Linked DNA regions of Homo sapiens: all the other regions are linked to region 3. A link is a loop called in an ENCODE intact Hi-C map of the cell type or tissue named here. Cell type or tissue: PC-3. All regions are shown on one strand.

The links. Peaks named below come from ENCODE experiments on the same cell type or tissue, not always from the same donor. Only the 100,000 strongest peaks of a DNase experiment are listed, where the experiment ranks them.
Region 1: it touches region 3 in a loop (4-fold over the local background); 4 of 110 quality-filtered maps call a loop at or near these places.
Region 2: it touches region 3 in a loop (4-fold over the local background); 16 of 110 quality-filtered maps call a loop at or near these places.

What each region holds. Positions count from the first base shown.
Region 1 is chr3:87,222,621-87,230,620 of GRCh38, reverse strand. CHMP2B (charged multivesicular body protein 2B) reads right to left here and starts at 3,312. Exons shown (of 6, transcript NM_014043.4): 1 at 3,065-3,312. The coding sequence starts at 3,098. It overlaps MIR4795 (microRNA 4795), which reads left to right and starts at 4,344; the gene lies at 4,344-4,432. RefSeq lists enhancers at 3,101-3,220, 3,291-3,360, 3,411-3,460, 3,551-3,610, 3,721-3,860. In PC-3, no CTCF peak of the experiment used is centred here; DNase peaks (open chromatin) are centred at 2,070, 2,890 and 3,370; H3K4me3 peaks cover 4,791 bases; H3K27ac peaks cover 1,974 bases.
Region 2 is chr3:86,956,013-86,964,012 of GRCh38, reverse strand. The region is part of intron 3 of VGLL3 (vestigial like family member 3); the gene reads left to right. Among named protein-coding and RNA genes, the nearest start is that of VGLL3, 31 kb to the left of the region's middle. In PC-3, no CTCF peak of the experiment used is centred here; DNase peaks (open chromatin) are centred at 3,292 and 5,322; H3K27ac peaks cover 976 bases.
Region 3 is chr3:87,164,706-87,172,705 of GRCh38, reverse strand. No RefSeq gene overlaps it. Among named protein-coding and RNA genes, the nearest start is that of MIR4795, 58 kb to the left of the region's middle. In PC-3, CTCF peaks have their summits at 4,440 and 4,639 (motif pointing right); a DNase peak (open chromatin) is centred at 4,635; H3K4me3 peaks cover 814 bases.

The sequences.
Region 1 (8,000 bases), 58 kb before region 3:
TTCCAGTTCCACCACCATTAGAAAGTAAAGTTCTACCACTAATTCCGAAAGAAAAGTCTGGTTCCAGAAAGAATGTAAACGTTGCATGGTATCTACCAAAAGTTGAGAATTCCATGTGCTTGATAAGAGCAAAATTAAACTGTGTCATGTATCAATCTCTAATAAGAAAAAAGTAATAATAATACTCAAAGGGATGAGGTCCTAGTTCTGACACTTAATAGCTGTATGATCTTGAACACACGACTTAGTCCTTTGCTTTTCTCATTTTATAAGGATGTTATATGAGTACTTATATGTTTTATGAGAAATAAGACATGGCATGCACAATGCTTAGCACAGTGTTGGCTTAGTCAAATTTGTCTTTACTGAGGTTAACAGACAAAAATTATATAGTGTTTAAAGAACTTCACTTTTAAGCATGTTTAGTTGTGCATTTGTGACAAGTCCTAGTGGGATCCTGATTTACAGGTTCATAATTAGCTTCCCTAAATAGGTCACTATTAATCTACAAAGGGGGAAAATAAACACTGTAGGTAAACATAACACACTATATATATGTATATCCTTACACAGGTAAAAGAAAAACCAAGTAGTACTCAACTGTAATTTCAAATTCCAAAGAATCCTTCCCTTCTCTTGAGGTATACCTCTCATTAATTTCTACAGCAAAGTATACACCGCAGAGACTTGTTCATCTTTGTGTCAAAATGAATTAAACATAACTCTGAATAGTAATAAGTGCTGTAATGTTGTCTTCCTTTTAAATTTACATGTGCAGTAGTCTTTAATGATACAGTATATAACTCTTCCAGCCAATCCAAACAGGAAAAAAGATTCAATTATTCCCCAGATCTATAGGCAGGTACATGTTTCCCTTATATATCAGAATTTCATTACTGCTGGAACAGATTTAAAAGTCAGCATACAATAAAAGAGCTCATGATCAATCCAACGATCTGAGAGACATAAAAATACATTAAACTTCATATTCATAATATACAGCCTCATTACCAAGAAGAATGCTGTCACCTTTTAGACAAAACAAAAAAAAACTTCCTTTCAATAAAACAGGGAATAAAAAAAGTAAAGCTCTATATCAAAATAACGAAAATACAGATCTATTTATTAAGATGTCAGTAAATGACTGGAATTGACACAATAATATAAGAAAACATCAAGTATGCATCTTGGTAGTTTATAGTAAATGTACCTGCTGGCCAAATTTACATTTGGAAATTGCACATATGGTTAATTTAGTGGCATAGTTCCTAGCAAGAGTCCTTAAGACTCTTTTACAAATAAGTCTATTCAGCAAAAACATTATTTCTTGGAAGAATTAACTGCAAATGAGTATACAGTTAAACACTCATTGCACATCCCCATTGTCTTTTTTTCTCTCCTCTACACTTCAAGTACAATAGTCACTAAATTTCCAAAAGCACCAGGAAGCACAGAACTGAGATTTATGTCTTTGAAAATATTTGACAGGTATTAGGCGATTAAAACTAGTATGCTTGGCTTTTATTGTTAAAAAAAAATTAACTCTAATTGTAACATCACAGTAAAGGAGATGAAACCATTTTTTCTCCATTTAGTAAATTCTCACTATATAAAACTAAACAACAAAAAAAAACTGTAACTATATAAAACTCAAGCAAAAAGAAAATAAATCGTTCCCCCACCCCCACTCCCTGGAGTACTGTAAAATAAGTGAAGCTCACAACAGTGGCAGCTAAAACACTGAAAAAATAAAGTGCCATATTAAAGATTAAGCAGCATTCTCATGAAAAGCACACATAAAATCCATTTCACATCACTGTATCACCTAATATACGAAGTTGGTAGTTATTCCAGGTATTGCAAATGGTACTTAATAAAAAGTCAATAAATCAAAAAAATGTTCAGTCACCCAGAGTAAGGAAAAATGTATTATGTCATCTGATAAATTAGAGGTAAAGTAGATTATGTGTTGAAATGAAGTGTACAGCAGCAGAGCAGAGATGACTTCTTTGTTATCCTCCCCAAAATAATTTTGCTGGCATTGGAATAGTCAACACAAAGGAATGAAGGAGTTACGTCCAGGTCTGGACTGAGCACCCTATTTGTACCAATCACTGTCTAGCTACCACTGCTCCTTTTGTGGCAGAATTAGACCCTTACAAAGAAGTGATTCTTTGGTTGAACCAGCAACAACCTAGACTAAACATATAATGGGGAACACAATTTTTAAATAACTTGAATGAATTTAATTCCTGGTAGCAATCAATGAAAACATCAAGTGTTATATAAACACATTATAGGCATCGCATATGAGCACCATAAAACTTGTACATTCCTTTACATTCACTTTTTTCCCCGCTTAAGATGATATTAAGCTAAATGCGGGAAACAACACAATTATCTTTACATGTTAAACTTCTATGAAGACAATATATACCCCATCTCTTTCTTTAGTTGGCAAAAAATAATCATAAGGGAGAAAAATCCATTATGAAAACTAAATCTGGGCACTTCCCTTGGGTTTATTTTTCTACTGGGGTTAATCAAAAAAGCATTTGTTTCACATCTCTTTACTGATGGGGTGTTCTTAAAGAAGCAACTGACCCAGACCCAACTTCATTTCCTAACTGGAGCCTGTTATCCCCTCCCTCCCCATTCCGAGACTGCCAGTTTCCTGTATGGATGCCTACAAGTAGTATATCGCCCAACTGAAGAGCAACAATCGAAGCAGAGGAAACCAACAAGAAATCCATCAGATTTCCAAGTTTATTGACACTCAAGGGCCAGCTAGCCTCCTCGAAACGCTCAGGATCCTGCTGAGGAAAACCCGAGGGTGGGGGAATCGTGAGGATAGGGAAGCAACCAGACTGCCTAGGTGAGCCTAAGGTGAGGTGAGTCAGAAGCAAGAGGGAGGCAGAGAAGTGGTGCCGCGAGGGCGGTCACCTGTGGGACCACTTGATCCAGCCCCGCCTCCAGGGACAGTAGGCAGAATCGCGGCCAGCAGGCCTCGAAAGACGCCGAGAAAACGCAGAGCTGGGCCCCTTCAGCCCGGCCTGGAACTCACCATCCACGGTTTTCTTCTTGAAGAGGGACGCCATGGTTAAAGACTGCGCCCGGGCGGCCCGGCTCGGCCCGGTCCGGCCCAACGCTGGCAAAGGACAGGAGGAAAAGGACAGGACCTTGGCGGGTTCGGGGTGGCGGAGCGGAGAGACAGCAGGAGGAGGTCGGGGTCGCCAGGCAGGACCCGCGGAAGGCTTGTATCCGCAGCTACCGCAGCCGCGTCACCCGGAGCTCAGGTGACCGGGAACTAACACACTTTTTGGAGAAGTCACTTCTAGGCGGCGCCTGCGCGTTGTGTGGCGCCTGCGCACTACGGAGTTTGAAGCCGCGGCCGCTTTCCTCACGTCTGCGGCTGCCAGTTCCTCCTGCACCGGGAGTTGGCAGCGGGGCGAGTCTGGAGCTGGCGGGGATAGGAGAGCGTGGGGCCACGGCTTCTGTGCGCGGGTTGGGTGATGATTGAGGACAGTGATCAGCCTTGCTTAGCGCTTCACCCCTTGCCCCGGGGAAAGCTGGATGAGGGATCTCCGGGCTCCTAGACTAAGTGTGGGTTGTCCCGGAACCGCCTGTACCCACTCCGAGTTGATTTATTACGGTCCCATTGCTGTTAGTATTTTTGTTGTTGTTGTTGTTGTTGTTTGTTTGTTTTTACTCGAGTAATCCAGGAACTGGCGGAAACGTTGAGTTCCGTACCCGGTGATTGTTGGCCCCTGGAGTTCGCGGTCCTTTCGGCACTGACTGACTCGGCGACCTCCCCCGCACCGCGCAGACCCCTGCAGGACCCTAGCCGCTCACCTGCCGCCCCCGGCTCCAGACTCCGACGACCCAGCGTGGGTCTCCGGGGATCCAGTGTCTAGAGTTGGGGGGGTCTCGAGGACGAAGGGAAGTTTTTTAATGCTACACTTTTTGTTTAAGGTTCTTGCCTGGAAACATTAAAACACACACACACACACACACACACACACACACACACAAATTTGTAGGCTGGTCTAAATGTCTCCAGCTCTATTTCTTAATTTCTTGTAAATCATGAATCATAAAGTGTCATGGCTATACGGTGATCCTATTAGAATTCCTCACAGCCGTTTATTTGGGCTTTTTGTGAAAAACTGCATATCATGTTAAAGAAAAAATGTAATGAATTATTTAAAGAATCCTTGCATGTATAAAATGGAAAATACAACCTATGCGTGCGTACCTGTATATAGTCTCTACTGTTTAAAGCAACACTGCCTTCCACAGGATAAAAATAATGGTAGCATTTTTTTTTTCATAAATATTATCTCTGATATGGAAGAAATCCAGAAGTGGCTAATAATATTGACACTATAACAATAATGTCAATATTATTAGCCACTTCTGGATTTATGAATCATGTCTCAAGGATTATTATTTATGATAATCAGGCCAGCCTTTCCCATTTTTCCCCTCCTGAGATATCCAAGCCCTCATAGCCACTGATAATGCTGCTGCTGCTGCTAAAAGTTAGCTGAGAGTCTGTTCAAGAAAACTTTCTTAAGAATGACGTAGTAATATGCAAGATATAATTGTTTTGCTTCTCCTCAAGTTATTCTCGATATGGGAAGATGAAGTAAGGAAACATTAGGAAGACATGTAAGTGAGAAGATTTAGTCTCTGCACTCAAGACCGGGCCTTTTCTGGAGTGAGCTCTATGGCAGTTTGCCCTGGCTGTCTGTTGTAATGAATGGCATAGAGCTGTGCTTGAACGCATGAGAGGCAATAAGCTGTTATGTGTGTAGTAATCGTACTCCTCCCTGCTGCAGTCACCCTTGTTTTATTACTCCTATACAATCCCCCCCACTGACCCAATTGTAACAGTTGGGAAAATGCCAAAATACTTAGGAGCAACCATATGGAAGACCCTCCAAAAGTGCACAGCAGGAGCTAAAGACAGGGCTTGTTCATTACAATAAAGACAAAATAGAAATATTTACTATTTAAACTCAGTACTCTAATAGCTTGTTCTCCCATAGTTTGAAGAAGGCTGATATTCAGCTGATTGCACCAGTCTAGCTAGAGTCCATTCTGATTAGTTGGTGGCCACATTTCTCCTGTACACATTTTGTATTATTATATCGCTCCTTATTTAAAGGGCATGATACACTTAAATATATGTTGTTTTCTGGAGTATTTCATAACATAGTTTCCTCCTCTGAAACTGAAATATTTGCCATTTTTTCATCTTTGGGTACCTCGGGTTATAATTTGAATGGGTGCATTCTTCTCCTTGTTCAGCTTTTGAAGAAAGATAGCATAACATTGGAGAGTGCTGATTCTGGACACAGACTGCCCAGTTCTGTGACCAATTCTGTGACTTTTAAGTTTTAAGACCTAGGCCAGTTCACTGAAGCTCTCCGTGTTTCTTTCATCACATATGTGATAGAGATAACATTAGCCCACCTTTCATATATTAGGTTGGTACAAAAGTAATTGGCGAAAACCACAGTTACTTTTGCACCAACCTAATAGCTGTTGCAAGGATTAAATGAGTTAATATGTTAAACATTCAAAGTAGTGCTTGGCACGTAATGTCTTAGCCCCTCTGTGCAGCTACAACAAAATACCACAGACTGGGTAATTTATAAACAGTAGAAATTTATTTCTCACATTTGTGGAGGCTGGGGAGTCCAAGATCAAGGAACCCAGAGGTTTTGTTTCTGGTGAGAGCTGCTTTCTGCTTCCATGATGGTACCTTGCTGTTGCATCCTCAAGAAGAAAGAGATGCTGTATCCTCACATGGCAAGAAGGACAGAAGGGTAAAAGGGCGGTAGGCAGCTCCCTCACACCTGTTTTATAAAGGAACTAATCTCATTCATGAGGGCTCCACCCTCATGACTTAATCACATCCTAAAGTTCCCACCTCTAAAAACTATCACATTAGTGATTAAGTTTCAACATATGAATTTTTGGGGGGTACATTCACACCATATCACATAATAATCATTTTTGTATTATCTGTATTGTTGTTTCCAGCTGTTTTACCTTTTTATGCTTTCTCAAGTAATCTTCATGCTGAAATTCTCTTCTCTGTAGTACAGAAAACACAAATTGAAGATTTAGGCTTTCTGATGCTGATCTTGGTTACCTTCACCTTAACAGCCACCACCTCCCCAAATTAGCCCATTTCTTTCTCCTTAATAAAAAAATGGTTTTATTCTCAGCAAACTAACACAGGAACAGAAAACCAAACACTGCATATTCTCACTCATAAGTGGGGGTTGAGCAGTGAGAACACATGGACACAGGGAGGGGAACATCACATGCCAGGGCCTGTCAGGGGGTGGGGGGAAAGGGGAGGGAGAGCATTAGGACAAATACCTAATGCATGTGGGGCTTAAAACCTAGATGATGGGTTGATGGGTGCAGCAAACCACCATGGCACATGAAGACCTATGTAACCAACGTGCACGTTCTGTACATGTATCCCAGAACTTAAAGTAAAATAAACAAATAAATAATAAGATAATGGTTTTCTTGTTCTTAAATCTGTTATTTGTGTAGGAATTGACTTGTTATAGAAATATGTATCTAACATTGGTACTGGAAGGATTCGGTGCAGATTTGTTTCTGTTTGTCTTTTCTCCTCAGCTTCAATTTTAAACTCCTTGGGTTCAGAGAGAATCTCTTGTCAGGCCCTTCAATAATTTTCCTACTAGAATGTAAATATATTTAATAGAAACTTAATATGCAATCGTATTTTCATATTATCCATGTTTCAATGTTTTAACGCCAAATGACAAGTATATATATATACATTTGGTACATTTTTGTTGATTTGACACATTTAACTTCAAGTCTCTTTATATATGAAAAGCAGCTAACATTATCTATCTCCATGAACAACAGTAGAGATCTAGAGAACCTAAAAGTCAATAAATAATTCTGTATGTATGTAAGGATTTAGCGAAAACATCAACTCATTTGTTTCATGTTTCACATGGATTCAAATTTGAGCATACTTTAAGCTGTTTTGCTATTTCACTAACTACACTGTATTCTGCTTTATATTTAATAATGCTACAGTGACTATCATGATGCTACATGATTATCATAAACAAAATTAAGAATAAAACATTAACCTATATAACATTGAAAAATTTTTTAGAGATATGTAGAAGCTTAGCACAGAGAGAATCATCATTTTTCAAGTCTAAAATATCTCATTTCTTATAAGTGACTTCATCTATTCAGGCTGTTATAGCAAAATACCTTAGAGTGGGTAATTTATAAACAGATTTATTGTTCACAGTTCTGGAGGTTGGGAAGTCCAAAATAAAGGTTCTAGCTGGTCCCACATCTGGTGAGGGACTGTTTTTCATAGATATCACCTTCTGTGTGTCCTCACATGGCTAGAGGAATGAATAAGTGTATTAGTTCATTTTCATGCTGCGAATAAAGACATAACTGAGACTGGGTAATTTATAAAGAAGAGAGAACTCACAGTTCCACATGGCTGGGGAGGCCTCACGATCATGACCAAAAGCAAGGAGGAGCAAAGTCACATCTTACATGGTGGCATGCAAGAGCACGTGTGCAGGGGAAATTCCCTTTATAAAACCATCAGATCTTGTGAGACTTATTCACTATCATGAGAACAGCAGGGGAAAGACCTGCCCCCATTATTCAATTACCTCCCACCAGCTCCCTCTCACAACGTGGGAATTATGGGAACTATAATTCAAGATAAGATTTGGGTGGGGACACAGCCAAACCGTATCAATAAGCTTCCTCATACCTCTTTTGTAAGGGCAGTAATTCTATTGATAAGAGTGGAGCCTTCATTATCTAAACACCTCCAAAAGCTCCACCTCTTAGTACTAGCACAATATGAATTATGTTTCAACATTTAAATTTTGGGGGGACACAAACATTCAGCCCATAATAAGAGGTAAGCAATCAATACAGAAATAAAATGGTTTCCC
Region 2 (8,000 bases), 210 kb after region 3:
GCTGACCCTCAGTATCATCCCTGTGTATAATTTTTATCTTCTACACACATTCATGCAGGTGGGTGCATGCACTCCCTCAATGAAAATTATCTTGAAGTGTATATCCCAACTTTTAATTGTAGTTACTCCTGGAGAGTTAGTGGACGGCATGAGCTTTGAAGCCAGACTGCCTGATTTTGTCAGCCCAGCTCTGCCACTTACAAAAGAAGCAGACTTTGGACCAATGACTTTACCCTCCTGCTACTTCAACTTCTTTATCTGTAAACAATGCCTAATAGGATTGTTTTGAGATTAAATTAGTTCATGCAGTAAAGCATTTACAAATATACCAGGCATATAACATGTACTCTGTAAATTCTAGCTATGTAAGAGAAGATGGACAGACTTACACTTTATTTAACTTCTAAAAATTTATTATTTAGATATATTTCACAATAGCATATGCTTCACCAGTTTAATAAGTATAACTGATTGGTCTTATAATATATTCACAATATTGTGCAACCTTCTAATTAGAGAACATTCCATCACTGTAACAAGAACTCCTATTCCTCTTAGGAATAACTCCCAATTTTCCCTATCCGCTATGCCTGGCAAATATTAGTCTACTTTCTACTTCTGTGGATTTTCTTATTTTGGAAATTTCATACAAATGGAATTATATGATATGTGGCTTTTTGTGTCTTTTTTCACTTTGTGTAATGTTTTCAAGTTTCATGCGTGTTGTAGCATCTATCATAAAGTCATTCTTTTTTGGGGCTAGGTACGATTTCATTGGGTGGATAATACCACATTTTGTTTATGCATTTGATGCATAAGCAAATGAATATGGACATTTGATTTGTTTCTACTTTTCGGCTAATAGGAATAATACTGTGATGAACACTCATGTGCAAGGTTTTGTTTTGTTTTGTTTTGAGACAGAGTTTCACTCTTATCTCCCAGGCTGGAGTGCAATGGCGAGATCTTGACTCACTGCAACCTCTGCCTCCCGAGTTCAACCAATTGTCCTGCCTCAGCCACCTGAGTAGCTGGAATTACAGGCATCTGCCACCACGCCCGGCTAATTTTTTGTATTTTTAGTAGATAGTCACTATTTTGAATAGTGAAGGCTGGCTTCCCTATTTTGAATAGTGAAGGCTGGCTTCCCTATTTTGAATAGTGAAGGCTGGCTTCCCTATTTTGGCCAGGCTGGTCTCAAACTCCTGACCTCGTGATCCACCTGCCTCGGACTCCCAAGGTGCTGGGATTACAGGTGTGAGCCACTGTGTCCAGCCCTCATGTACAAATTTTTAAGTAAATGTGTGTTTAATTCTCTTGGAAATATATCTAGGAGTAGAACTGTGGGGTTAAGAGAACCTCACTTTTTATTTTATGTATTTCTATATTTTTTGAATTTTTTTCAAAGAGCATATATATGCAATTTTTAAAATATTTAAATTTAAATTTTTGTTTTTTAAATTTTTTTTTAGTATTTAAATTGTTAAGATTCATTACAACATATTATAGTAGAGTTTGAGGTTTGGTAGGCAAAACTGCCATAGGAATGAAGTAAGGTGGTCCATTTTTTCCGAAGGGCTGAGTGGTGGTGAGGACAGTGAGGTGCCTCTGGCACAAAATTTAAAAGGATCCATACTGTGAGGGCTGTGCAAGTGTATGCCACCCCATATTTTGCACCCAGGGCTCCTTATTCCTCTAACCTCTGTCTTGGTGTTGCTTTGCTGTCATGCGAGCTCACTCTTACTTTTTGCTCCCTCTGTTGAACAGGTATTACATACAGGTACCTTGAAATGATCAGTATGGTATGATCATAAGTCATTTGTATTTGCCCTCCACGTGAAAAATGCTCATCTTTACCAAGAGGCTGTTATCACAAATCTCACATTAGGCTTTTTCCCTTTCCTTTATCAGTCTTTAAACTGAGTTTCATGGGTTCCATAGGAAAAATACTCAGAATGTGATAATAAGGGCTTAATTGAAAAAAGAAAAGATCTATTATCAAATGAATTTATTTACATTGCCTACCATATACCTCTTAGAGATCACAGTTCCCTATAGCATATAAAATGTTTTATATATTCTTCAGTAAAAAAGCATTTTAAATTGTGTTTAGCAGGAGATTGTTTCACTCTGCTTTTCTGATGAACACATTTTTTGAGGGTGTACTTATTAACTTCTCATTTAGCTTTGTCACTTCTGCATAATAGAAGCCATAGTTTTCAACTTTTGTGAATGACTTTCACCTTACATTAAGCTGCGTGTAACCTAGGTTAACAAGGGTAGTTGGGGCCAGAGATAACACCTAGAATAGTACAATGAATAAGGGAGGGTCACAGGATGTGGAGGACTGATTTCAGCTATCTCAGAGTATTATACTGGGCCCCTTTGTGTATAAGGAAGGAGAGAGTTAAATGTGGAAATATTTGTGATCGTGTACAACATATTACCAGGCATTCACGTGTGAATGCAAGAATATGTCTCCTCTTATCTTCCTCAGATTTTTTAGTGATAACATTAAGTAAATTCTGACATAGTAGTCCTCTTTTAGTGGTCATAATCATTCCGGGCATTTTAGTGAAATGTTGTCATTCTTACTTCCTGTTGTTGCCAATAATTTACCTAATGTAAGACATACAATCTTGTACATTCCAGCCAAGTTTAAATTAATTTTTCAAGTGAAGATTTGTTAATAAGGGCTTTTTACTGAAATTTAAACTTGACTTTCATAATTTCCACTTCATCCACTTTATTTAAATGTACCAAAAACAAAAGTAGTCATGCTTTGTGGTGTGACTTCTTTATAAACACAAGCTGCTCATGGCATGAGATTGTATTCATCTGTAGATCCACAGATTTATTTTTCTTGGGATCCCTCATGTTATTTTAGCTACAATTTTGTTATAAATATCTATTTTTACTTTGATGAATGTCACAACAATGCAATATACAGTATACATAAACAACTTAGAATTGAGGTATTCATATACTTTTTACTACAATATATTTAGGTAACCTAATATTAAACAAACAAAACAACATCATATGCATATATATATATATATATATATATATATATATATCACAATTACTTTTGCATAACCTAATATTTCGCAGGTCCATGAAATCTAGAGCTTAGAGGGAGTAAACATATGTTGATGTACCTTTTGCCTCTCAAAAAAACTAGGCATTAATTTGCGTAAGTAGCCACCTAATAGTGGATTTTATGAGTGAGTCATTATATGAGCTGGCCCCAAACTGTGATTATATCCAGATATTAAACACTATCTGGTTCATCTCTTACTTAGCAAGATACCTTTAGATACAAGTGAAATCAAGACTGTGTGTCACAGACGGGGACAATGGTTATTTGCCAGACAGAGGGAACAAAACTACAATAGCTACTAGTCCACAAATTACTTGCAAAGTACAGACTGAGAAGTTTGCCATAAGCACAGGAAGTTGTTTCTAGTATTCTCTCTGAACAGACTTTCATAGCAATAAACTTTACTCTCTAATCTGTGAATGAAGTTTATCTGTTAAGAAAACTGAAAAAAATTGTTTGAGGGTCTCCATTTTGATATTAGATAGGAAGAGCTGGGTACTACAGAGGAAGTCAGGAGTAGATAAATGTCCTAATCTATGCTTTTCTCTTCATGGACAGCTTGTGCCTGATGATATCATAAAAACAGAATCACATTAAGTGGTATTCCGAATTATTTATGGTTTAAGGCCAGTAAACTATATTTAAAAACAACATTCTGATTTAATCTGAATATTCTGTGAAAGGGACATTATTCACAAGTGACAAAAATTATATTTTAATGGGTTTAAGTTCTCAAAATTGTTATATACTATTCACTTTGGAACATACTAATTAAACTACCTTAGTGTTTAAGATTATGACGGTTGGCACTACAATGATGCTTTATAATGAAATCTATTAATTAAAAACATAAATATCTTGGTTTTGTTAGGTACAGGCAATACAAAAAACCGGGTGAGAATAGCGAATATACTAGAGAAGCAAATGGAGAGGCAGTTTCTCTCCATGAAAGAGAGATAGATCTATTTAATTCTTACTTTTCCATTCCACCTGTAAATTTGCCAAAACTTAACTCACATCTCAAGACCTATGATTTCTTTTAGGTGGTCTGGTGCTAACCCACCTGGGTAAAAATCACTAGTTGCAGGAAAGTTCTACAAATAACCTTGCTAAATAACACACTTTAAAAGTTAGTTACGATATGTTAATTTCATTGGGGTACTAATGTTATTAAAATTATGGAGCTTTATACCCAGTAACATCTACAATACCCAGTTACATTTACAAAAAGGACTAAAGGAAACCTAGATTTACAACTCAAGACCCTTGAATATTTACTAAATATAATAATGCTCCAATTCCAGGCTTTACAATGAAATGGAGATGAATCATTAGCCTCAATAATAAACAGAATAGTTTGATTTATGTTAAAATATTAAAGCACTGTGATATTTTTCACCCTAAAGATGAGAGGGCATCAAAATATCATATATTGTAGATGCTCAACTAAAAATAGTTTACTTCCTTCTACTTCACTTCTTCTCAGGGAGCATACATTAGCCATCTGAATTCTGAGGGCTATGGCATTAGGGATTCATTGAAGCCTTTCCTGACAATATTAGTAATCTGTATAAATGATTAGGAAGTTATGAAGATGTTTAAAAATGGTATTAAAAATATAATAGGCATAAAAGTTTACTTATAATCATTTGATCTCAGTATGTAGGCAGGTAAAATGACAGTTCTATATGGAAGCCAGCCCTAGGACTATATGATTTTTTTCCATCTCATTATTATGATTCAAGAAAGATTTATAGAATTTTGTGTACCTACCTTGAGGGCATTATCTCAGCTAGGATAGTTAGAACATCATAAAGCAATAGGTGCAGATTGTTTTTAAAAATACCAGGCAGAATGTTTATGAATAATGGAAATACTTTTTCTGGACTTTGTTGTCATTATTGAGTTTATGATGATTTGGTAACAATAAAAATTTTTCTAATCAACACCCGATTGCTTCACACTTTCTACAAAACTTTTTCTTTTTCTCTGGCATATGTCATAAGCCTATTTTCCACTGAGGAAAAAAACATCAGAGTTATGTTAAAATATTTACAAACTCTTGATTGGTGTTAGTTGTGTAGGGCACGTGTCCAGAATGACAATTTCATGACCAGAAGGGTAATGGAAACCATCTTTGAGATGCATGCAAAATGCCAGGAGATCCCAGCCTGTGAGATCTGCATGAAAAGTAACTGGATGATGAATAAGAGGGGAGAAATGCATTCCAGAGCATTGCTGTCAGTTTCAAGTATTCAAGCCTGGATGCTGCAGGACCTTAATGAAATTCCCCTGCTCTCTGAGATCCATGTAGCTATCATGCCCATGGGCTTCTGTGGGCTTTCCTCCATAAAATGGTGCCATAATGTCACAATGCCTAAAGTATGGGGATTTGCCTCAGATTCTTCTCCTACTTGGTGGAACAGGTGCAGGAGCTTTGTAAAGGTGTTATGTTTTAGGATGTGCTTGCATAATAATACAAATAGTTACGTGGTGTAAATTTGAATCATTGTAAAAGACGTCTTGGTAAGAGAAACTGCCATTTCTCATATATTGCTGGTAGAAAATTAGAGTTTTAGTATTTTAAAGAAGTAGACTGGAAAATGTAGTAACAGTAATAATTTTCATAAACTTTGGCTGAGCATTCTTACTCCTATGAGTCTACCTCCCATAAATAGAAGCAGCAGCATATGATATGTGTACAAAAATGTTTATTGTGACAATGTTTGCAGTAACAAAAAAAAAATGGAATTGAGCGATTACCATCAAGAGGTGGGATCTATGAGTGAATTGTGTTCCATATGGTATTGCTGACTGAAAAAGAAAAGCTCAAGAAAAGCACATATATGTCTTTTTTGGAAAATAATAACAAAAAAGTGTGCATATTTGTCTGTATCGTATGTGCACGTACATATCATTCAATGAAAGCAGAGAAGACTAGTTTGTCAAAATGTGTTTTCTTTTGGGGCTGCAGGTATTGAGGTCACTAATAGGAGTTTGAGGAGGAAAGAAGGAGAAGGACTTTAGAAGAAGAATATATATACATGTTTATTTATGTACATATTTGTATGTATGCATTGAAAGAGAGAGAGAGGCAGACAGGGAAAAAAAGAAAAGAGATATATTAATTTTATTAGTAATTTATTACCCCCTCCCAAATTCACTTAGGGGCTCATAAAAATCCTGGTCAATGTAGGCATCTTTAATATTTGCAGAGATGTAGAAATTCTGTCCAGATATATGTAGGGAAAAATGGGACTGAAACACAGATTCTGCATACATATCACCACTTATTAGCTGCATTACGTTGAGTAAGCCTGTAACCCCTCAGCTCCTCCTCTTCCTTAGATGCAAAATGGAGAGGACACTTCCTCCCCTGACACAGCTGGGAGAACCCAATGAGCTTGTGTTTTCTAGACGGTGATACATGATACAGAATGAAAACTCTCATGGTTCTGAATCTGAGATATGGTTCATTACGACAAAAAATTAATTCACATTGGAGGTTTGAGGCATCCTGAAGAATTGAGGTGCAAGCTGTGAATGCATCTGTCATTTTTATTTTGTCTGTGTCTGACTTAATTATTTCCTGTTCTTGAAGATTAGCTGTGATACTTGTTACAGTTAAGTTTCCTGATAGTAGTGTTTGCTGATATTGGCCGTGCAGTGAAAACTAGGTGCTTTTGTATTGATTGGGCAGACAATGGAAAAGAAGATAAAAATATTGCGGGGTTAACATCTTCAAGACATTTTTATACATTTGAACATTTTCCCTATCTAGAATACCCTGCCACGTGGAATGAGAGGGTACTAAAAATAAAAACCTATCCCATTATGCTTACGTATTGTTGAGATATTTATTCATCCCTGGCACTCATATAAAACAAAAAAAATTTTAAGTACAAAAAAGGAAGTTAGACTATGAATTAGGCTCAACAAAACTTCAATAATAAATGCTAATCCTTAAAAGTTGCAAATCTAATCAGTTTCTTTTAATCTTAGCATTAATTTTATGAAGGAGTTTTAAAGCTCCTTTGCCATATAAATTACTACGTAAATTGGAGAGCATCCCTCGTTATCTTAAGTATTTTCTTTCTTTTTTTTTTTTTTTTTTTTTGGGACGGTGGGACGGAGTCTCGCTCTGTCGCCCAGGCTGGAGTGCAGTGGCGCGATCTCGGCTCACTGCAAGCTCCGCTTCCCGGGTTCAGGCCATTCTCCTGCCTCAGCCTCCTGAGTAGCTGGGACTACAGGCGCCGCCAACATGCCCGGCTAATTTTTTGTATTTTTAGTAAAGACCGGGTTTCACCGTGCTAGCCAGGATGATCTCGATCTCCTGACCTCGTGATCCGCCCGCCTCGGCCTCCAAAAGTGCTGGGATTACAGGCGTGAGCCACTGCGCCAGGCCAAGTATTTTCTTAAAAACTGCAAGCAAGATTAGGCAATGCCATCATCTTTTGAGAGTTTTCTTAAAGGAGTTGTCATCAACTAGCTGCGGTTGGAAGGTGGAGACTTTTTCAAAGTAAAACTTGTCTTCCCAAAAGAAACTGATGTGCTCACTCACTATAGAAGGAAGCCATAACTCGCAGGTTGTCCTGATATGACTCTCAATAGAGAACGACACAAAGCATTGGAAAGCCTGTTTCAGTGGTCAGGTTCTTATCAGCAAATAATACTTTCAGCTTTGCTGTTTCTCATCTGTCATATAGGGGTGCATCTAAAGGAACAGCTCAAATGAAGAAATCTGTTTCAGAACTTGTTCCCTGACAATTTTATATCCGTTTTCGAACAGTCTGCAAAGATTATATAGAAAAATTCTATATGGCCTGAGGAATTTACAGATACTGTTTATTCCCTTTCAGGCTGCCTAACTATTCTTTTCTTGTTCTCTTTATCAGTA
Region 3 (8,000 bases):
TATAAAAAATCAATAGATTTTTAAAAATGTTTGGAGAAGACGCGTAAATAGAAAAAGGAGCAGTAAAGAAACAAATATCTCCATGTAGAAAGACTTTAAAATGTTTGTGTTGGTATTGTTTAAGTTACTGTAAAGAGTATCTTTTCAAAAGAAAAACTAAGAATAAAATGGAATAAACTGGGGGGTGAGCATAGGCGTCAATTAAGTATGGTTTCCTAACAGATTAACAATAAATATATCAATTAGTATTTAGGAGGGTTATTTTGCGCTAAAGGAATAAATGATTTTTTCATTAAAGTTCAAAGAATATATGTAACATCTCTAAAGCAAAATTACATTTCCCTACATAGTTTGTAAGTAATTGGAGTATGTATAGTATCTCCACTGTTATCCCCCTAATCCATCTTCCTAATTTAGTCCTCATGTTTAGATCTCTTCTGCCTTAAAGAAATACCGCTTTTTTTTTCTTTGGTGGTGACTAGTCTGAGCACGTTATCTTTCCTAGGGCCTGAAACAGCACAGAGAATGTTGGCATTAGATTAGATAGATAGATAATGTTATAGATTAGATAATTACCACAAAATAGTATAGTGAGAAAAGTTCAAGTTTTGCACCACACAGATAAGAGTTCAAATACAAACATCACACTGTGGCTTTCAGCATATCATTCCAATTCTCTGAATCCTAATTTTTTAATTTGTACAATGATGATAATAATTTGCAGCTTTGTTGAGATAATTTATAAAGTGTATGGTACATGATAGGCCCAAATAAACAGTAGCTGTTATTATGATATCAGAGTGAAGTATGCTGTAATTATTTGCTTTATGTGTGGCTGTGTGAAATTTTCTCACTATTCCTAATTTCTGTGTTTATACAAACAGGAAAAATATATTAATACCACATGAAATACAAAGCTGTTTGTAGAAATTCAATAGGAATACGGACAAATCAACAGGCGAATAGTCCTATTAATTAATACAATCATAAAAAGAAAAGAAGTTACATGTTAAAAGTAGAAAGAGTAAGAAATTAACTATGAAAGTCATGACTAAGAATTCATCTTAGGGATGGAGTAACCCAGTTTTTATACTATACAGTCTAAAACTTTCAGAAAATCATTTAGATTTTTCCCTTGTATTTCCTACTGGTCTAAGATTCCTTTTTTATTTTTCAACCCCCCAAAAAGTAGATATGAAGATGATGGTTATGTTATCAATGTGTGAGAGAGAACTTTTTAAGAAGTATAGCAAAATTTATGCTACTGAGGAGAGAAGATAAAGCCTTTTAAATTATTCATATTGATAGAAGTTTGACTACGCAAAAACTTTGCCAAAATAAATTTAGAGGCATTAAATCTAAGATTCTTTATTGCAATTTTAGAATTAAAATTCCACAAGAAAAATATCAGAAAATTTAGACTTCCTTTTGGAGATAAAGAAGTTCCTTTTGGTTTGCCATTCCTATTCATCCTTCTGTTTTTTGGTCACTTATATTGTGTTGGTATTACACTATTTTTGTGTTTTGAAAGTATTATTTCACAAATGAACACATTGAAAGTGTCACTTGATAACTATATTATTTCACTATGCATTCAAATAACAGTGAGAAATATTATGACAATATGTGAGGTGTTTCTAGAGTTGCAGAGATAAATTGATCAAAACAAAGAGATCTCTGCATCTGCCCAGCATGAAAACACCTTTTAATTTAAGCTGAACCGATCTTCTAAGCATACCTGAGACAATTTGTTCTACTCAGATCTCAGTCATGCTCTCATACCAATTAAAATGATGAATGACATAAGTTTTACAATTGTGAAAAAATATATATATTGTAAAACAATATATGTCTATGGTATGTTTTTATTACAGTAAAAAAGCCTTTAAAATACTTAGTGCAATACGACATGGCTTTTTTCCATAATTGTTTGGAACTTGTGTTTGTGTTATTCTTCTCTGTTGGCACACTACAGTATTTATATCAACTTGACTTAACCTGTGGGCAATGTATCAGCAGGCGTAGGCTTTCACGCAGTGAGTGCAACCTTTAATGGGGAGTTATTATCAACATTCTTATTAGTAATATTTATATAGTGTAATAAATATGCTTATTTCTAAACTGGTGTCAGCAAAGCAAGTCCTTGCCCTGATGATCTAGCTTTAGGGTGCTGTTATTCCTTAGAAATCACATTTGTATACATGATTTGGACCAAGCCATGCAAATACTTCTCTATTTATCCTTCTGATTTAAGTATCCAGCAGCCAGTTATTTGAGGTGCACACAAAGTAACTTGAATGGAACCCACTACTTCTAAATACCCTAACTCACTAAGAATGAAGCCCAATTCTGATTGTTTATGAATTATCCTGGTTAGCTTACTACATGGAGATGAACTATGTTTTATTGTTCAAGCCAGGACAATGTTGATAGTGCAAGGGGCCCTCATTAACAACCTGGAAGAAAAACCATAAATCAGACTGTCTCATGCAAATCAGGCACCTTTTTTGTCAGCTTTGTTATCTTTGCAGCAACTTTATTAATAAATGCTTCTTCACCTCTCCTACTAGTCATCCATGTGAATTCAAATTAGGAAGCTTCAGCTCCACCATTTACTGGTTGTACAACATTGAGAGCTCAAGTCTTCTAAGATCTCTTCACTCATCTTCAAAATTGACATGATAGACTGGAATTGATGGCTCATGCCTATAATCCCAGCACTTTGGTAGGCCAAGGTGGAAGGATTGCTTGAGGCCAGGAGTTCAAGACCAGCCTGGGCAACATAGTGAGATTTCGTCTCTGCTAAAATAATAATAGCAAAATGAACATAATAATGTGGATGTTGTCGTATGCAAAGGGCTTATCACAGTACCTGAGATACAGTGAGTACTCAACTGATAGTGATTACGATTATGACCATTTCCCTGGAGGATGCCCAAATTGGAGGTATTGATGCTGTCATTGAGCAATGTAGTTTATGAAAGTTGTATACCATGGCACTTGCCTGAAAGATAGGAGGTAAAATCTGGATGGTATTACTTTAGAAAGCACTCATTTCTTTGTGTAACATTAACAAAAGAATAGATGTGTAAAAAATTTTTTATCAAATACAGATATTCCTAGAGAATTCCTATGGCTTTTCCCCACACTTTCAAGACACATGTGTTTTCTAATATCTTAGGAGGCTGGCCCTTAATAACACAGCAAGATAAGGTAAGCACTCACTAAGCATCTTTCCAAAATAATAGTTTATGATGAAAAATATGAATCTAATATTTACAATTCATACAGTGACATGGAAAGTTTATTTAACTGGCCCTAGTTTCTGTCTATAAAATGTGGCTTATTAGAATGCCTCGCATGATTCAATATAACAATGCATGCACTTATCATAGCATCTAGAATATAATAAGTAATCAGCAAATATTAGCTATTCTTTATTATCTGTTCTATGTTTCATCTCACGGGATTACTTCTCTGTTTAACAAAATGATGCTTACTATATTTCAACATTTCTTTAATTGAAGACACATCATTATGCTATATGCCACTAAAGTAAAATAAAAACCACTATTACTAAATAAATTATCTGACACTATAGATTATAGTACACATCACACTTTCAAAAATGTTACATATAAATTTAAAATGTGCATTTTTGAATCAATGAATGTAATAGACAATTATGCCAAACAATCTGTTTCAATGCATTGATGAAATCAAACTAGAACATCTTCTTAAGCATAAGTGAATATATATATATATATATATATATGTGTGCTTATATTAAGTGCATCTGAAGATCTTTTAAAAATGCAGATTAGGAATCTGAAAAATCAATTTCTAAATTAGATTCCGACTTTGGGGTTGACTATGATGTTCTGCTTAAAAATGCAGATTAAGAATCTGAAAAAAAAACCTATTTCTAAATTAGATTCTGACTTTAGAATTGACTCTGATGTTCTGCATTCTTAACAAGCAGCCAGGTGCTGCTGATACAGTTTGCTGGGGTCTACACCTTGAGTAACAAGGAACAATTCTGGCCTCCTGGCTAATGGTCATTTTCTGAAGATAATGCTCTCATTAGAATGATGGAAAGGGTGTTTTCAAACTGCTTGTGCCTTATAGGTAGAATATCTACTACATATGTTCTTATCCTCCATCCCTTTCTTCCACTTATCTCTTTCTCTGCCTCCCTGTCTCGGTCCCTGTGTGCCTCCCTGTCCCTTTGTCTGTCTCTCTTGCTCTCTCGCACCCACGCCTGCATCCACACACACACACCCCACACAGCATATGCATACAAATACACACACATGAAAACATAATGACCCACAGATACTTCAGTTCTGAGCTACATTGTTTTTGCAGATCCCTTCGTGTCAAGATGTGAACATCCTCCCTTTCTTAAACAGAAAACACTAGGAAAGAACAATGCACTGGGCAGAAAGTTTATTTTAACAGTAGCCTTTTGTTTGATATTTAGTTGATATTCTAACAGAATCTGGTTTATCCAGAGATAGCTAAACTGGGGTTACTACAACTCCTTTGCACGCTTTCAAAGGTTTTGCCTGCTTTCAAAGGTTTTGCCTAACAGCAAGGCAATCAGTTGACCAGAGCTGACGATGTTTTATTTGACCAACAGATGGCAGTAGCAGTCTCTTTTTTTCCGTGTAGAAATCAGAAAATTGAAACTAACCTATTCATAAGGTTTTTCGAAAAGCACTCATCAACGTTTTCTGGGTTCTTTGAATTCTTAGCTGATTTCAAAATGTTATCTCATTCTTTGAGCACTGGACCACTTAATCACTCTTATAAAATGTAACCATATTTTCAGGAGACATGTTACCTACTAGATCCCTATTTGTCTAATTCAAATGGAAAACTAGGAGACCGAGACTGTCTCATTTCGCATATGCATAATTTTTTACTTTATGCATCGGGATATTCTGACTACACTAAAAATACATTTCTTTAAAGCAAAAAGGATAACTTACATTTCTGAAAATTACATACATTTGCAAATGAGCCAGAGTAAATCATTTCACCAATCTCCATCAAGATCAAATTTTCAGATCTAATCAGCTGTAAACTTCAAGGATATCTAATGTGTTTCCCTCTATAGTGTGTCTGAGAATATGTGTTATTTTTATTAGTAAATTTTGATTTGATGTATCTTTACTGAAGCATTCTCATACTCATTTCACCACATCTTTTATGTAAAATTTGGCAGGACTATATTTGAATATCTTTTTGTGGAGTTTCACATAAGAGATATAGAAAATATTTTTTAATCCTCACTGTTCTATAAAATGGGGCATGTGTAAATACAAATGTTTGTAACTGTAGAATGCTGTATATATACATATAGATAGGGTGTTTTAAGTTAAAAATAGCAAATTTTTAAAATTATAGAGGGTTGAAATAAATTATACATATATACAGAATTCCAGAATTACATACATATAAAACAGTTTTCTATTTAACATTTAACTACCACATTTAAGAGCATCATAATTTGCCTGCTAGCCTCAAATTTAAACTCAGAATATCATTAATACATTTAGATTCATTTTCATTCTCTCCTTTAAGCAAACCAGTAAATATTTATAATTTACCTGTCTTGATACCTTCTCTCCTTGATACCCTCCCTAACTCCTGGCTAGGGCTTTGTGTTATGCAGTTTTTGTTTTCTACATTTTCCATGACTTTATGCACTTGTCTGTTTTGGGGCTCAGTCTTGCTTTTAGATACTTAATTCAGAAATGAAAATAACACAGAAACTCTTATATTTATTCTCCATGGATATCTAAGTATAGATTAACAGAAAGACTGAATGTTTTCTTCTGAAATTGTGAATAAGATAAGGCTGTTCATTTTCACCTCTCTCTCAACTTAGTACTGGAACATCTAATCATGGCAATAAAGCAAGAAAAAGGAATAAAAAATACACAGATTAGAACAGAAGAAATAAAATTGTCTTTATTTACAGATGCCATGTTTGTCTACATTGAAAATTCCAAAGGAACTATAAAAAATGCTCCTAGAACTAACAAGTGAGTTCCACAAAGTTGCAGAATAAAAAGTCAACACACATTTCTCTGTTCTACAATTACTATGAGGAAGCTAAAATTAAAATACAGTGTCATTTATAATTACTCCAAGGAAAGTAAAAAAAAATTTTTTATGGTAACAAATCAAAGAGACATACTATGTTCATGGATTGGACAGCTCAACATAATAAAGATGTCTATTATTCCCAAATAGATTTATACATTTAATAGAATTCCTGTAACAATCTCAGCAGTTTTGTATACATTTAGACAAATTCTTTGTAAAATTTACATGGAAAAGGCACAGGGTCTAGATTAGCTAAAATCATCTTTAAAAAGAAGAATAAAGTGGGAGAAATTAATCTACCTAATACATAAGGCTTATTGCCAGACTGTGTGGTACTAACAGAAGGATAGACACATAGATACATAAAAAGAATAGAGAACACTGAAAAAGACAGACAAAAATATGCCAAACTGACTTGCACCAAAGGTGCAAAAGAATCCAATGAAGTAAGGATAGACTTCTCAACAAATTATACTGGAGAAATTGGACATCCATAGGCAAGGAAATGAATCTCAACCTAAAAATCACACCTTTTACCAAAAATGAAATCAAAATTAGCCATGGGCCTAAATGTAAAATTGAAAAGTATAAAACACTAGAAAAAAAATAGATGAAAATTACTGGGATCTATAGCTAGGCAGAGTCATCTTAGATTTAATACCCAAACATAAACTGTAAAAAAAGATTGGTACATTGAACCTCATCAAAATTTAAAACATTTTCTCTACGAAAGACACTTTAAAAGGATGAAAAGAGAAGCACCAGACTGAAAAAAAAAAAAACAAACTGGTATGTGAAACACAAGAACTTTCAAAATTCAGCAGTAAAAGCAATCCAATTAGAAAAAGCCAAAATCAATAAACAGACATTTCACTGAACAGGATATATAATTCTATGATTATCCCAGAATTAAAAGTTTAATTTTAAAAAGTTACAGGAAAAAAAGGAATTTAGCTAGGGAAGGTCAATTTTTTTCTAAATAAAAAATATCACAGAAACAACAACAAGAAAACTGATTAATGATACAATAGGCATAATATTAAAACCTTGGTTATAATAATAAAAATAATAACTTTCATGATCTTCATGATTTTTAAATGTATTCACATAAAAGAACTCATTCTAATTTTTACAGCAACCCTAAAAGTTATATGGATTTTTCCTATTGAAACAGAACATTGGAAAGGTTAAGGTCAAGAATCTTGTCATGAAGTCAGCAAGTAAAAGAGCTGAGATTAAATCTCAAAAAATTTTGGTCCATATGTTCTTCCTAGAATAAAATGAAGGTATTTCCACTTTAAATTTAGTTGCTTTTGATCAAGAGGGAAGATACTAATATTAAATTGAAACCTAAGAAATAATTGCTAAATAAGTTAGGTGCAAGCATCCTTCTCCAAAAAGTATATCTGTATTAAGTTATTTTTACAAAAACATCAGACATCTATTATCTATTATTGTACGGATGCTGTGGCCAAGTCAAAAAATAAGTATAAAATAATTTGCAGTCTATATAAAATAATTTAAGGAGGAAAAATAGATCGTTTCACACAAAATATCTTTTTACTATCCTATTATTATTTGTAAAAATCCTACCATTCTATGTATACTTTTGATTATAACACTGAAGTCTTCTCCAAAAAATAATGTCGTCATAAATGTTACTTGTGTCTCATACGTTTATCTCTTGGGAAGGGTAATGTGATATACCAGTAGTGTTAGTTAGTATTCTCAGAAGAATTTATTTTTTTCTATAAAAGAGTAGGGTATTAAAAAAATAAGTCATAGAATTGGTAAGTTTGATTTGGGGAAGGAGCCAGAACATTTCCATAAAGCAAACTAAGTTTAGGAAGATTGGCAGAAGCAGAATGGACCAATGTGAAGAC